Regions from separate parts of the Homo sapiens genome. Here region 2 is linked to region 1. The links are chromatin loops, found by intact Hi-C in ENCODE. Cell type or tissue: breast epithelium. All regions are shown on one strand.

Region 1 (8,000 bases):
GGCGCCTGTAGTCTCAGCTACTCCGGAGGCTGAGGCAGGAGAATGGCACGAACCCGGGAGGCGGAGCTTGCAGTGGGCCAAGATCGCGCCACTGCACTCCAGCCTGGGCGACAGAGCGAGACTCCGTCTCAAAAAAAAAAAAAAATAAAATAAATAATAATGTTGAGATGGACATCTATGGGGTGTTTGTGTGGACAAGTTTTCAGTTCTCCTGGGTATATACTGAGGAGTGAAGCTGCTGGGTCATATGGTAACTACACGTTTAACTTTTGAGGAACTGCCAAAATACTATGGCATTTCTAAGACAAAGATTAAAACTAAGAACATTCAACTGTATGCCACTTAAAATTATGTTGGGAAATACTGGGGAAGGCAAAGCTACTAAGGTTGATTTTTTATTTTTGTTTGGAGCAGGGAACTCACGTCTTCAGGATGGTATTTCTGAATCTTGATCAAGCAGCAGTGGGAGAAAGGATTAGGGCAGAGGCGGAAGTAGGAAGACAGAAAGACGACTGAGAAGCCACACAACACAATGAGCAGAGTCCAGAGCCTGAATCCAGCTGCGGGGGAATGGGAAAGGAAGGTGATGGACATAAACAGAGTGGAAACATGAACCCTGATGACCAAATGTCAGTGTGGGTGGGGTAGAAGGGGTGGAATAGCCAGGAGGACGGAGTCACCCTTAACAGAAAGGGAAGGTGGAGAGGTTCCAGACGAAGGCAGGAGGCAGCATACTTAGTTTTATTTCAAACAAACATGGCTGGAGGTGCTGGCAGGACAGGCCTGGAGGAGAATGAAAATGGCCTAGTGGAGCTGGTGCCCAGGACCAGGGCACAGGAGGGGCACTGTGGCCAACATGTTCATCTCAGAGGAGCAGGTGAGAGGCATAAGGGAGAGAGAGAGAGCAGAGGAAGATGGGGACAAGAATGCAATTAAGGAGGAGGCAAGTAGACATCGGCCAAGTCCAAGAAAGGGCCAAGAGCAGGGCAGGGACACAAGAGAACCATCCAGTGCCAGGGAAGCAGAGAATGAAGAGATCATGCCTTTCTGCCCCATGCAGAGCAGTGCATGCTTGGGAAGTGTCTTCACCTTCTAATGACCACCAACGAATAGTTCAGACACCTTTGTGTGAGACCGCATGTAACTTCCTAGACGTTCTTTTTTTTTTTTTTCCTGAGAAAGGGTCTCACTGTCACCCAAGATGGAGTACAGTAGCACAATCATAGCTGATTACAGCCTGGACCTCCCAGGCACAAGTGATTCTCTTACCTCAGTCTCCTAAGTACAGGTGTGCACCATCAAGCCCAGCTTATTATTTTTTGTAGAGATGGGGTTTCCCTATGTTGGCCAGGCTGGTCTCGAACTCCTGGGCTCAAGCAATCCTCCTGTCTCGGCATCCCAAAGTGCTGAGATTGTAAGTGTGAGCCACCATGCCTGGCCACCGGACCTTCTTGGTCACTGGTACACACCTCTGCACCATGCCACCTTCCCCTCCAGTTTCAGGACAAAACCGAACCTATCATCCCCAGCTCCACACCTGCCCCCTTCTCCTTCCCTCCAGGGATGCTCTGCCCAGGATCCACCACCTGCTGCCCAGCTGACTGAGCCAGAGGCCTTGGAGCTCGCCTGGGCTTCCGGCTTTCCCTCCACCCTCCTTCCTTCCTCCCACGACCTCTGGACTGCAGGCTCTCAAGGGACAGAGACCCCGACTGTCTCCTTGATGCTGCATGCTGGGCCTGGCACAGTGCCTGGCACACATCTGCTGCAAGAATGAATGACTCTACAGGGCACCGAGTCCAGCCCCACCTGCTCACACACTCCCCCCTTTCTCTCTCCCTTCCTCCAAGCTCTCTGATCCTCTCTACACCCTTACCAAACCACAAATGCCCTCACTGAACATAAAACATGGCCTATGAATATTGGTAAGTTTTAAAATAACTACCTGGCAGAATGAAAAGATCACTGCTCTACCCAGCACCTTTTAGTCACCTCACTGAATCTCAGTTTAGTTTCCTCATTTGTAAAATGGAAATGGCAGCCAGCGAGAATCAGCAAGATAAGGAACATGAGAGAGCTGTAGGAAATAAGGCTGCACTTTCTGCTTCACTACAGGTTTCCCCACATGCCTCACATGCTTTTGACGGGCCCTCTTCAGGTCCCACTGGTCCTTTGACCATGCCTCTCAAAGAAAAACAAAAATGGGAGCAAGCTGACATCCCAACAGGAGGGGAATTTTTTAGTTTACTTCGCACTAAATTTAACAGCATAAACAAACTGGAGTTCGCAAACCATATAATTTTTATAATTCCTAAAAGATTAGAAGTATGCTACCAAATGTCAAAACACAAAACCAAAAGGAAATCAAAGTTGTTATTTTCCTTTTGGTTTTATCTCCATTGGCCAAATGCTTTTTGTTCAAACAATGTTTACACTGCCATTGTCCTGCTTTGTTTAGAAAAATAATAATAAAGGGGCGCGTTTCCAGCACTGACAACTGGGTGCGTGTGCAGATCTGCCCAGCTGCTCCTAAACTCAGAAATCGCTCTACTTTAGAAACTTGTGCCGAGAGGCCAAGGAAGAACTGTTTACTTGCCCTCCAAATATACACTGGCTACATCCATGCCCCTAACCCCCCTTCTCGCTCCAGCCCCCCTCTTTCCTTCAGCCACCACAGGGAGGACCAGGCCAAGAAAACAGGGATGTTCTTCAGCATATTTATGCCTCACAAGGAAAACATAAGCCCAAGGCCTCAGGAAGGCCAGGTCTGGTGACTCAGTGACTGCAGACTCAGCTGCTGCTGGTCAAATGCACCAAGGTGACAGCTATAATTTACTGAATGCCTACCATGTGCCAGGCACTGACCCAGGGGTTTCATGGCACTGATCTTGCTGCACTTTTGCAAGGCAGGCATTACACAAGAGAGAGGATAACATACAGCAAATCACAGAACTGGGATGAAGCTCTCAGCCACAATGCCTCCTGTGAAACTCAGAAGTGCTCAATCCTAAACCTCCATTCTACTTATATTACTTCTATGTGGTTGCCCTTCTCTGTTCCAATATCATCATACCCATCTAAGACGCTCCTTGGAAGATGTGAGGTTTTTCCACCAACCAGCTTTCAAGGCCAACCCACGTAATTTCTATCCTGGAACTCCCTCCTTACTAGTGAACGCTTTCCGGAATGACTTGTCCAAACAAAACCACTCTCATGGGCCCCAGGGATGGGCCCCACTTCTCTTCTCTTCTAAAGTACTGATCCTAGTCACCAAGTATTTCCAGTTCACCCACTTCTAGGCCTATGACAGAAGTGCATTTTCCCACCTCCTCTGAAGTCAGCCATGGCACGGCAATGAGATGAGATAGAAATGATGTGTGTCACTCTCTGCTGAACAGTAAAAGGCAGGTGCCACATTCCCTGCGGTGGTGACAGTGGGTGCCTATGTCAGGATGGAGCCTCCTTATCTATCCAGAGACAGGAAAGCATGTCTACACAGGGACTCATGTACCATGTTCACAGCTGTGTTACTCACGACTGCCAAAGACTGGAAACAACTTTGTCCAATTGATGAACAGATCAACAACATGTGATCTATCCACACAATGGAATATTATTCAGCCTTAAAAAGGAAGTTCTGGCCCATTCTACCATATGGATGAACCTCGACAACATTACACTGAATGTAAGAAGCCAAACACAAAAGCCCACACACTGTATGACTCCATTTATGTGGAATGTCCAGAACAGGCAAATCCACAGAGACAGAAAGCAGACTGATAGTTGCCAGGGGCTGGAGAGAATGGGAGGGGAAATGACTGCTTAATGGGTACAGGGTTGCTTTTGGGGGTAATAAAATGTTCTAAAATAAGATTATGCTGATGGTGAACTTTATTGCAGTTGCCAGGGGCTGGAGAGAATGGGAGGGGAAATGACTGCTTAATGGGTACAGGGTTGCTTTTGGGGGTAATAAAATGTTCTAAAATAAGATTATGCTGATGGTGAACTTTATTGCATGGCAAATAAATTATGCATCAATAAAACTGTTTTTGTTTTGTTTTGTTTTGTTTTTGAGATGGAGTTTTAACGCTCCTGTTGCCCAGGCTGGAGTGCAGTGGTGTGATCTCGGCTCACGGCAACCTCCGCCTCCTGGGTCCAAGCGATTCTCCTGCCTCAGCCTCCTAAGTAGCTGGGATTACAGGCATGTGCCACTACACCCAGCTAATTTTGTATTTTTAGTAGAGACAGGGTTTCTCCATGTTGGTCAGGCTGGTCTTGAACTCCCGACCTCAGGTGGTCCGCCCGCCTTGGCCTCCCAAAGTGCTGGGATTGCAGGCATGAGCCACTGCACCTGGCCTGTTTTTTTTTAGATGGAGTCTTGCTCTGTTGCTCAGGCTGGAGTGCAGTGGCACAATCTCAGCTCATTGCAACCTCTGCCTCCTGGGTTCAAGCAATTCTCCTGCCTCAGCCTCCCAAGTAGCTGGGACTACAGGGATGCGCCACCATGCCTGGCTGATTTTTGTATTTTTAGTAGAGATGGGTTTCACCACGTTGGCCAGGCTGGTCTCGAACTCCTGACCTCAAGTGATACACCCACCTTGGCCTCCCAAAGTCCTGGGATTACAGGTGTGAGCCACCACTCCCAGCCAATAAAACTGTTAACAAAACAAAATAAGACAAAACAAAAAGCTTGTGCCACCATCATCCTAGGTTCATGAGTGACTATGAGTGAAGTCTCCTGACTACATACACTGGACATGCCCCATGAAAAAGAAATGAGCCTCTGCTGTTAGGCCACTGAGGTGAGAGGGTTGGCTGTTCTCACATCATGTAGCCCATCCTGATACACCTCAAACACATCCACGCTATCATAAGTTCATACCGAAAATGTGTCTAAGGCCAATTAACTTAAATCCTGGAAGGAAGCCAAAGGTGTGGTTCTGTCCCAAAGCCACTGTCCAAATCTTCAAACATAAGGAGATGGGGCAGAGGGAAGGGGAGGAATAGAATTATTTAAAGACTCTGCCTAGATCAGAATAATTCCTAGCCTGAAAAAAATTTATAACTCATAAGACAATGAACTAACCTTCCAAAAATATAAAAAACACCTTCAGAAATTGAGAAAAAACCAATAACCCAAGAGAAAAATCGAAGAACTGTCCACAGAAAACTATAAATGGTCCTTAAACATATGACAACATGATCAGCTCCTCTTCAGAAAAATACAAATTAAAACTATACTGAGATATTATTTACAAGTGTCAGGCTGGCAGAACTCCAAGCATTTGACTACACCTTGTGTTGACGAGTCAGTGGGGAATCAGGCATCAACACCGCCAGTGGGAGTGCAACATGGAACAAGCCCTGTAGAGGGCAACTGGGCAAAATCTGTCAAAATTACAACTGTGTTTCCTCTTTGACTCAGCAATGTGCCTGCGGGATGCCACCCTGCAGGACCACTGCAATGTGGGAAACGATGTGCACGTGAGACAACTGTCGCCGGCATGTCATGAAACAAGCTGGAAACAGCCAGGTGCCTTTCCTCAGGGGTGAGTATTCAAACAGGGACAACTTCACAGTGCAACACAGCTGAAAGAGAATGACAACCATTCTCCATGCACTGATATGGAAAAATCTCTACAATAAGTTAAAAAAAGCACAAGATGAAGAACAGTACACACAGAATGCTATCTTTCATTTACTGAAAAGGGAGAAATAATAATACACAATTTGTGTTTGCTGTACTTGCATTAAGAAAAACTAGAAGGGTATTCAAACTGCTACAGGTGGTTACCAGGGAGGAGGGAGGACAGAGATGAGATCAGGAGTGAGGGGCAAAATTTCTTAAAATATATTTTAATATATTTTCATTTTAGAAACGTGACTGTATTGCCTATTCAAAAGAGCATTTCATTAAAAAAAAAAAAAGTTCCATTCTCAAAAAAAAGAAAAAATACCAGAGCCACATCAAAGCCTTTGGCCAACAGGTCTCAGATGCCAGGGCCAAGAGCAGCCCAGGAGTGACCACCAGCCCAGGTCCACCTGTGTCCTTCCGCCACCAACCCGTGTAAGAGCCCATTACCAAGACCTGTGAAGCTGGAGGGCAGGGACCCTGCACCGTCCCGCGTCTGTCCCTTCCTTTCTGTGACTCTCTTCCAGGCCCCTCCAGCTTCACATTTGGAAGGCTATAAATGGCCTTTAATGCTTCCCCCACTGTCAATGCCCCCATCCAGCCTGCTATCCACTCAGTCTGGGTTTCCTTCCTCCTGGCCCTCTCCCATGGGCTGTCCAAAGCATCGTGCACAAATCCAGCACAGCCCTGTGTCCCTCCCATCATAAGGTAGCAGATTCAAGAAGGGAAGAACCAGAGCTCCTGGCATCCACTTGTGCAGCAAGTCCTTCCTCAGCTTCTGCTTTCCTGCTACCTGCCAGGCACTGGGCTGGTGCTGAAGGATGGAGGTCAACCTGACACAGTCCCTGTCTGCAGAGAGCTCCAGTGGCACAGTCCACAGGGAGTGTGGAAACATAATCCTACAGTGGAAGTCTAAAGGGCACAGGACAGCAGACTGGGCTTTTAGGCCAGCCATGGAGTGTGCAAGGGGGCAGACGAGGTGGGTATGCAACAGGCAAAGCACATTCCAAGCAAAATGAGGAAAAGCAAGTGAAGAAACGCCACAGGCCAAAGCAGTAAGGCAGAATACCCATGGTAAAGATAAAGAAGTCCGTCCCTTCCTCCGGGCATTTAGGAGCGAGGGGTCGCTCTCTCAAGGCCCATCTGCGAACAAAGTCCCATCCACCTTGCTCTAGGCACCCTTGGCCTTTTCCCTGGAACTAGGCAAGCCTGGCCTTCATTTAATCAGGGAACAGGGAGAGTGTAAAAGAGAAAAAAACAAAAACTGCAAGCAAAGATCAAAAGTTTTGACCCCTAAAGACCCAATACTCAGCCGGGCGCTGTGGCTCATGCCTGTAAACCCAGCACTTTGGGAGGCCGAGGCGGGCAGATCACAAGGTCAGGAGATTGAGACCATCCTGGCTAACACGGTGAAACCCCGTCTCTACTAAAAATACAAAAAGTTAGCCAGGCGTGGTGGCAGGCGCCTGTAGTGCCAGCTACTCAGGAGGCTGAGGCAGGAAAATGGTGTGAACCCGGGAGGTGGAGCTTGCAGTGAGCCGAGATCGTGCCACTGCACTCCAGCCTGGGTGACAGAATGAGACTCCATCTCAAAAAAAAAAAAAAAAAAAAAAGACCCAACACTCAAAAGATGCCAGATCAATAACCTACGACTCTCACATTTGACAAAAACAGCAGCAAAACCATGTTTCCCTATCACCAAAAGGAGAAACACCTGAAGCTAATGGATTCCAAATTGTATTTCCATAAGCCTTATAGGGCGGTTTTCAAAAAATCACAAATTTCCAAGACTTGATTCAGCAGCCGCTATGTTATATAATGAATTTTTTTCTTTGAAGGCAGATAATATTTGTTTCCCCATTCCAAATTATAAACTGATTTTTTCTTCCAAATGGAAAAAAGATTCCTTCACAGTAGCCTTTTAATTCTATCAAATGGATTTCTTAAATATCCACCAGTTGGTAATATGATGTGGCACACACATAGACTTCCAATGTGTATGGGCCACACACGTGGTGGGCCGTCGGCTAGACTCATTGACACAGCGGTCTCACCCCTGTGGCTGCACTCTTGTGGGAAGGCTGGGGTTGGCTCTGTGACCAGTCAGGTGGGCCTAACACCAGTGGGCAGGGAACCAGAGACCTTTCCCTGTGTGGGAACCCTGCTCACAGGGTCTCACAAACCGCGCTGTCCACACGCAGCATCGACGCCAAGGGCCCCCAGAAGGAAATTACTAGACACTGGCTAGACCCACAGCCTGGACTAGCTCTCTAGGTTAAATCACAGTTAGCTGCTGAGTCTCAGGCAAACACATTTCCTGAGGAATTGGCCTGTTTTCCCTTCTGAAAACTCCTGAAAAGAGAGGCAATAA
Region 2 (8,000 bases), 94 kb before region 1:
CGTGGACTCCCGCTTCTTGGTCCTCAGCCTCTCCTCTGAACACATCTCCAGCCGTCTCTTAGACCCACTCCCAGGTGTCTCACGTTCAGAATTCCCCTTGGCTGCACCTGCCTAGCAAATGCATTGGCCTCAGCATGAATACCAGTCGACAGAATCTGTCTGTGCTTTTTTCAGTTTCCAGAGTATGATGACCTCTACTGCAAGTACTGCTTTGTGTACGGCCAGGACTGGGCCCCCACAGCGGTAAGCTGGACTCTTGGGCCTCCCTTACCGCCTTCATGACTTTTGGGGTTTCTGAAGGTGTCATATCCTTCCCCTCCCCATTCAGAACAAGTTAAGAGGTAGAGACTGAGTTCAGGGGAACCCAAACATGAGTGTTCCTGGTAAAGCGGGAGCAGAGGACACAGCCATGGTTGGACTCCCTGATCCATCCACCAAGACTGCACTCAGAAGCCCTACCCTGTGAGCTTCCCCGGGGCAGCAAAGAGCAACACCTGCAGTAGGAGGCAGGCCCCAGTGAGCCAGCCTGGACGTGGCTGAGCTGTGGACACTCTGGCCAGTCCGCTCACCATTTGGCCTCTCCTCAGCCAGTGGGGAGGACCTGGAGTAAAAAGACAGAGTAGGAGCTCTCCTTCCAGGACTTCCCAAGGGGTAGCTTGCCTCCACCAGGTGAGGGACTGTGGTGACAACTTCAGCCCGCTCTGTGCTCTGCTGTTTGCAAAGCACTTGTTTCATCTTCATAGCAGTTTAAGAAAAGGAGACTGAACTTATTTAAGCTCTCTGAGCCTCAGTTTCCTCATTTGTACAACTGAGATGATAATCCTTCTTTTCCCTTTATTGATTGTCTTCTGGGTGCTGGGGATGCAGGGGTGAGCAAAGCCAAACCAGAAGACCCTGCCTTCCCGGAGCGCACGTTCTTGCTGGGGGGTCAGATAATAAGGAGTGCATATTCTAGGATGTTAGTAAGCCAGAAGTGTGAGGGGAGACCAAGCCAGGAAGTGACAGGGATGAGTGATGAGAAGGAGGCTGCGATCTCGCTAAGGCTGCCAGGGAGGGCCTTGCCGAGAAAGTAACTTTTGAGGAAAGACCTGAAGGAAGTGAGGGAACAAGCCATGTGGAAACCCGTGAGAACTGTCCAGGCAGAAACAGCAGAGAGTGCAAAGGCCCTGGAGCAGGAGCTTGCCTGGCATGTTTGAGGACCAGCAAGGAGGCTGTGTGGCCACTGGAGAGCGAGCCAGCAGGAGAGTGGCTGGAGCAGAGAGGCACCTGGGCAGGTCTTGTCAGAGTAAGGACTGTGACCTTTACTCAAAGGGAGATGGGATCCCACTGGAGAACTTTCAGCAGAGAAAGTGATCTGACTTATGTTTTTAGAAGATTCCCTGGCTTCTACGACAAGGATAGACTCGGGGGGAAAGGGCAAGAGCAGGCAGCCCAGTTGGCTCTGACAGCAGTGGAGATGGGAGAGGAGGGCAGTGGCAGTGGGGTGGTGGGAGGGGCTGGACTGCAAGTATATTCTGAAGATAGAGCCGCTGGGTTCTTTTGATGGATGTGAGGTCTGAGAGAAGGAGGAGTTAGGATTCACAGCAGGGCTTTTAGCCTGAGCACTTAGAAGTAGGCAGCTGCCTTTCAGTGAGAAGAACAGATTGGGGAGAGCTACCTGGAGCTCAGCCTGGTGTGGGTTAAGGTTGAGGCACCCACTGGATATCCAAGAGGAGGTGCTGATCCAGAGTGCAGAGGCAAGGACCAGGCTGGAGACATAAATTTGGGAATCATCGACATCTAGAGCACATTGAAAGCCATGAGATGGATGAGATCACCAAGTACAGGTAGAGGAGCTGGCCAAAGATGCAGCCTTAGGACGGCAACACTGAGAAGGAACCAGCAAGAGCCACTGAGCAGGGGCCACCCTGTGCAGTGGAGAGACCCAGAAGCCAAGGGAAGACAGTGTATCAAGGAGTAAGCAGCTGCATCAGGTGCTGCTGATGGGTCAAGTAACACGAGGATAGAGAAATGACCATTGGATCTAGCAATGTTGGTCACGGGCATTAATGGAGAAAACCCTTTGGTAGAGTGCTGGAGCCAGCAGTCACATTGGAGTGGGGTCACAAAAGAATAGCAGGGGAGGAATTGGAGCCGGTGAGTGTGGCAGCTCTTTGAGGCAGTTTTGCTATAAAGGGAGCAGAGAAAGGGTTGGTGGGTGGAAGAAGCCGCAGAGTTGAAAGAGGACTATTTTTGATGGAGAAAACACATTTACGTATTTACCGATGGGGATACTCAGGTGAGGATGGGGATACTCAGGTGAGGGTGGGGATGCAGGAGAGTGTAAGCATGCTGGACCATTCCTTCAGTGGGGCAAGAGCTTGGGACCAGATCTAGTGCCCTTGTGCCCGGGAGAGTGGCTGGCCTCCCAGGGTTGTCAAGCTACGGCGTTAAAGTACCAGACTTAAAGAGGTACTCCATCATCTCTTAGTCCCCTTTGTTTGGAAGTTCGTGTCTTGGGAGAAGACAGCTGAGAAAACAGCCCTCCCAACTGCCTGCTGAAGGTAAGGGGAGGAGCCGCAGCAGCTTGGCTCTGCTCTGAATCCAGCCGTCTGTGTCACTGTCCTCACAGGGTCTGGAGGAGGGGATCTCACAGATCACATCCAAGAGCCAAGATGTGCGGCAAGCACTGGTGTGGAACTTCCCCATTGATGTCACCTTTAAAAGCACCAACCCCTACGGCTGTGAGTCTGCAGGGGCCCTGTGGGGTAGGGTGGCAGAGCTTTCACACAGCACCCCCAAGACAGCCTCTGCCTCATCCAGCCCATGACTGTTCACATTCAGATTGTCACCTGGGCTCTTGAAGCAGCCCTCAACGTTCTCTCTCGCCATCTGTCCCTTTCCCTCCTCTTCTTCCTCATCCCCACTCACCCCCTTCATCTGCTACAGGCTGTGCAGCTGGCCTTCTGGAAGTTCAGAGTGCATCAGGGCTAGTGGCCACGCCTGTAAAAGGCAGGCTCCCCACCCTGGCATGCAGGACTGTGGCTGTTTGGCCTGGAGGCCTGACTCTGTGCCTGCTGACTTCCCATGGCGTGTTGTGTTCCGGCTAGACCCTGGCACTTTCTCCTCCTGTGCTAGTCCCTCAACTTTCTTCATCTGAGCTTTATTCATGCCGATCCATCTGTCTGGATACCATTCCCACGTCCTATGTCTAACCTCTTTCCCAAGGGCTTCCTGGCTGGCATTGCTTACTTTCTACCTTGGCTGGTGGTTATTAACCATTCTGATTGTTCACTTGCACTTCATAAGTGCCTACTGTGCACAAAGCCTGGGCTTAGTCTCCATGGGGACTATGAATACTTTCACTGTGTGGACTTATCCGAGCTTCCCAATCATACCTGCTGGAGAGATTTCTCTCCATTTCTTTTCCCATATAAGGAAACTGACACTCAAAATTGACATCATTTGCCTTCTGCTTTACATCTAGTGACCAAGTGTGGATTTTAATTCAGGCCCATCTGATTTCACAATCTAGGCCTTTCTACTGCACGTGGCCTGGGCCTAGGCTTACCACGGTGTGGAGGGTCTGGAGCAGAAAATGCTTGGTGGTCCTCCTGAGCAGGGAATTCCATCCTGCTGTCATCATCCATGAGTAGGAAGTTTCAATAGACTTCCTGGAACAGTGCAATAGGTACTGTAGGTACTGGACGAACCTCCTCCTGCCGAGGACAGGTAGGAGAGGTAAATGTAATACACAAAAGCAAAAACAAAAAGCAACTACCTCAGAGGCATCAGAGAGCTAGCAAAGTAGAAGAGATTTACCAGGCAAGATCCAGGAGAACAGAAATCCAGAGAGGTTACCCCAATCCCATCTCCTCTGGGAGTGTTTGCTGATTTCAATAGAGGTGATTGAGAGACTGATCAAGACTTTTGACAGCCTCTCTGGGTCCAGGACACAAAAAAACTGATGTTCAGAGCCTTCCAAGGGGTTGGGAGGAGGGCCTCAGGTAAATCTCACCAACTGGGTTAAGACCTCAAAGAGCTGCCCTAGGAATAAGGGAGAGATGGAAGCAGAGCAGCCTCACAGGGATTTCAGCTCAGCCCCTGATGATTTCAACCTCCTGATTCTTCTATTCAGCTCCAAGATTGTTACACCAAGGCACCTGACAAAAACAAATTAGAAACCTCTTTGGGCTGGGCATGGTGGCTCATGCCTGTAATTCCAGCACTTTGGGAGGCTGAGGCAGGCAGATCGCCTGAGCTCAGGAGTTTAAGACCAGCCTGGGCAATATGGCAAAAATCTCTCTCTACTAAAAATACGAAAATTAGCTTGGCATGGGGGTGGGCGCCTGTAATCTTAGCTACTTGGGGGGCTGAGGCAGAAGGATCGCTGGAGCCTAGGAGGTCGAGGCTGCAGTGAGCAGAGATTATGCCACTGCACTCCAGCCTGGGTGACAAAGTGAGACCCTGTCTCAAAAAAAAAGAAAGAAAACTCTTTGGAGAAAGATAACATCTCATAGACATAAAATTATTTCTATATATTTTTTCAAATGTAGTATCTGGCATATAATGAGGCACACAAGAACCAAGACAACATAAATGATAACCAGCAAAAATAAGGCAATAAAGCAATAGAGATAAACAGAATCTCTAGACACTGAAATTGTCAGATATATTTTTACTATGATCAAAAGAGATAAAACAGACTGAGAATTATGGCAGAGAACTAGGAAGCCTGACTTTTTTTTTTGAGACTGAGTCTTGCTCTGTTGCCCAGGCTGGAGTGCAGTGGCACGATCTCAGCTCACTGCAAGCTCTGCCTCCTGGGTTCATGCCATTCTCCTGCCTCAGCCTCTCGAGTAGCTGGGACTACAGGCACCCACCACCGTGCCCGGCTAATTTTTTTTTTTGTATTTTTAGTAGAGACGGGGTTTCACCGTGTTAGCCAGGATGGTCTCGATCTCCTGACCTCGTGATCTGCCCGCCTCAGCCTCCCAAAGTGCTGGGATTACAGGCGTGAGCCACCACGCCCAGCCGATTTTTTTTTTTTTTTTTAATTGCAGACAGAGTCTTGCTCTGTCTTTCTGAGTAAAGTGGCGCCATTTCAGCTCATTGCAACCTCTACCTCCTGGATTCAAGCGATTCTTATGCCTCAGCCTCCCCAGTAGCTGGGACTACAGGCATGCACCACCATGTCCGGCTAATTTTTTGTATTTTTAGTAGATACAGGGTTTCACCATGTTGGCCAGGCTGGTCTTGAACTCCTGAGCTCAGGCAATCCTCCCACCTTGGCCTAAGAAAGTTCTGGTGTTACAGGCTTGAGCCCCATGCCTGGCCATATTTTTTAAACATTGTAATAGAAATTCTAGAATTGAAAAATATGATAACCAAAAGCAGGAATTCAGCAGATTAAACACAGCTGAAGAGATAACTATATACTGAAAGGTCAAAGGAAAATATCTACAGTGAAACCCAAGAATAGAAAATATAGATGAGAAGGTAGGAGACAGAGAATACTGAAAGTCTGCCATATGGAATTGGAATCCTGGAAGGAGGGGGAGAGGACAAGCTGGAGACAATATTGGAAGGGATAAATAGCTACAATTCTTTTCAAAAATGATGAGAGACATCAAGCCACAAATTCAAGAAGACAAAACTCAAGCAGGATAAATGGAAGAAACCCACCCCTAGGTGCATGATAATCAAACAGTTGAAAACCAAAGACAAAAAGAAAATCTTTTTTTTCTCTTTTTTTCGAGACGGAGTCTTGCTCTGTCACCCAGGCTGTAGTGCAGTGGCGCGATCTCGGCTCACTGCAACCTCCGCCTCCCAGGTTCAAGCAATTCTCCGCCTCAGCCTCCTGAGTAGCTGGGGATTACAGGTGCCTGCCACCATGCCTGGCTAATTTTTGTATTTTTAGTAGAGATGGGGTTTCACCATTTTGGCCAGGCTGGTCTTGAACTCCTGACCTCATGATCCAGCCACCTCAGCCTCCCAAAGTGCTGAGATTACAGGCATGAGCCACTGCACCCAGCCAAAAAGAAAATCTTGAAAGCAGCTAGTACACAGATGTATGCATTTGTCAAAATCCATTGAATAGTACACTTTAAGATTTATGTTTCATTATGCATAAATTTTATCTCAAAAGAACTGTGAACAAATATTGAGCTCTATTTGCTGACATGCATAGTGAAGTATTTTGGGGAAAGTGTCCAGAGATCTGTGATTTACTTTGAAATTCCTCACAAGTAGGAAGAGTTGACTGAGGCATGGGGAGAGGCAGTAAAGCAAGTAGACTCAGCTGTCAGTGGTGATCCGGTAGTGAGTCAGCGCCAGTACATTGGAATTCTTTTAGCTTTTCAGGAGGAGTGGAGTATTTTCTTTGACCACAGTGAACTTAAGCTAGGGACCAATAGCAAGGATAATGAGAAAAATCTCCATATGTTTGAAAAATAAGAAAATAACTTCTAAAAACAACCCATATGTCAAAGAAGAAATACTGATGGAATAATGGAATTTTGAATTGAATGATAATAAAAATACTGAGCTATTTGAATTTGCAGGGGGCAGTTAAAGTCATGGATAGAGGGAAATTTTGTCATTTTATTTTATTTTTAATTTTTATTTATTTATTTAATTTTTTGAGACAGAGTTTTGCTCTTGTTGCCCAGGCAGGAGTGCAATGGCACGATCTCGGCTCACTGCAACCTCCTGCTCCTGAGTTCAACCGATTCTCCTGCCTCAGCCTCCTTAGTAGCTGGGATTACAGGCATGTACCACCACGCCCGGCTAATTTTGTATTTTTAGTAGAGACAGGATTTTTCCATGTTGGTCATGCTGGTCTCGAACTCCTGACCTCAAATGATCCGCCCACCTCGGCCTCCCAAAGGGCTGGGATTACAGGCGTGAGCCACCATGCCTGGTCGTATTTATTTATTTTTTGAAATGAAGTCTCGTTTTTGTTGCCCAGGCTGGAGTGCAATGGCGGGCGGTCTTGGCTCACTGCAAACCTGCCTCCCGGGTTCAAATGATTCTCCTGCCTCACCCTCCCAAGTAGCTGGGATTACAGGCGCCTGCCACTATGCCCAGCTGATTTTTTTTGTGTTTTTATTAGAGATGGGGTTTCACCATGTTGGCCAGGCTGGTCTCAACTCCTGACATCAGGTGATCCACCCACCTCAGCCTCCCAAAGTGCTGGGATTACAGACCTGAGGCACTGCGCCTGACCAATTTTGTAATTTTAAATGCATGTTAGAGAAGAAAATAGGCTGAAAAATTAATGATTTCAGCATCTCTCTTAAGAAATTAGTGGCTGGGTACGGTGGCTCATGCCTATAATCCCAGCATTTTGGGAGGCTGAGGCGGGTGGATCACGAGGTCAGGAGTTCAAGACCAGCCTGGCCAACATGGTGAAACCCCATCTCTACTAAAATACAAAAAATTAGCCAGGTGTGGTGGTGGGCTTCTGTAGCCCCAGCTACTCAGGAGGGTGAGGCAGGGGAATCGCTTGAACCCAGGAGGTGGAGATAGCAGTGAGCTGAGATCGCGTCACTACACTCCAGCCTGGCGACAGAGTGAGACTCCATCTCAAAAAAAAAAAAGAAGTAGTAAAAGAAGGCTGTGTGTGGTGGCTCACGCCTGTAATCCCAGCACTTTCGGAGGCCAAAACGGGTGGATCACCTGATGTCAGGAGTTCGAGACCAGCCTGGCCAACATGGTGAAACCCCATCTCTACTAAAAATATTAAAAATTAGCCAGGCATAGGCTGGGCGCAGTGGCTCATGCCTGTAATCCCAGTACTTTGGGAGGCCAAGGCGGGCGGATCCCCTGAGGTCGGGAGTTCGAGACCAGCCTGGCCAACATGGAGAAACCCTGTCTCTACTAAAAATACAAAATTAGCCAGGCATGGTGGCACGTACCTGTAATTCCAGCTACTCGGGAGGCTGAGGCAGGACAATCACTTGAACCCGGGAGGTGGAGGTTGCAGTGAGCCAAGATCATGCCATTGCACTCCAGCCTGG

What was found. Hi-C counts contacts between places; a loop is a spot of excess contacts. Peaks named below come from ENCODE experiments on the same cell type or tissue, not always from the same donor. Only the 100,000 strongest peaks of a DNase experiment are listed, where the experiment ranks them.
Region 2: it touches region 1 in a loop (7-fold over the local background); 2 of 110 quality-filtered maps call a loop at or near these places.

What each region holds. Positions count from the first base shown.
Region 1 is chr17:19,258,551-19,266,550 of GRCh38, reverse strand. The region is part of intron 1 of EPN2 (epsin 2); the gene reads right to left. Among named protein-coding and RNA genes, the nearest start is that of EPN2-IT1, 8.8 kb to the left of the region's middle. In breast epithelium, no CTCF peak of the experiment used is centred here; no DNase peak of the experiment used is centred here; H3K27ac peaks cover 2,154 bases.
Region 2 is chr17:19,352,563-19,360,562 of GRCh38, reverse strand. B9D1 (B9 domain containing 1) reads left to right here. Exons shown (of 7, transcript NM_015681.6): 2 at 175-243; 3 at 2,612-2,723. Among named protein-coding and RNA genes, the nearest start is that of B9D1, 6.2 kb to the left of the region's middle. RefSeq lists an enhancer at 2,362-2,861. In breast epithelium, no CTCF peak of the experiment used is centred here; no DNase peak of the experiment used is centred here; H3K27ac peaks cover 1,362 bases.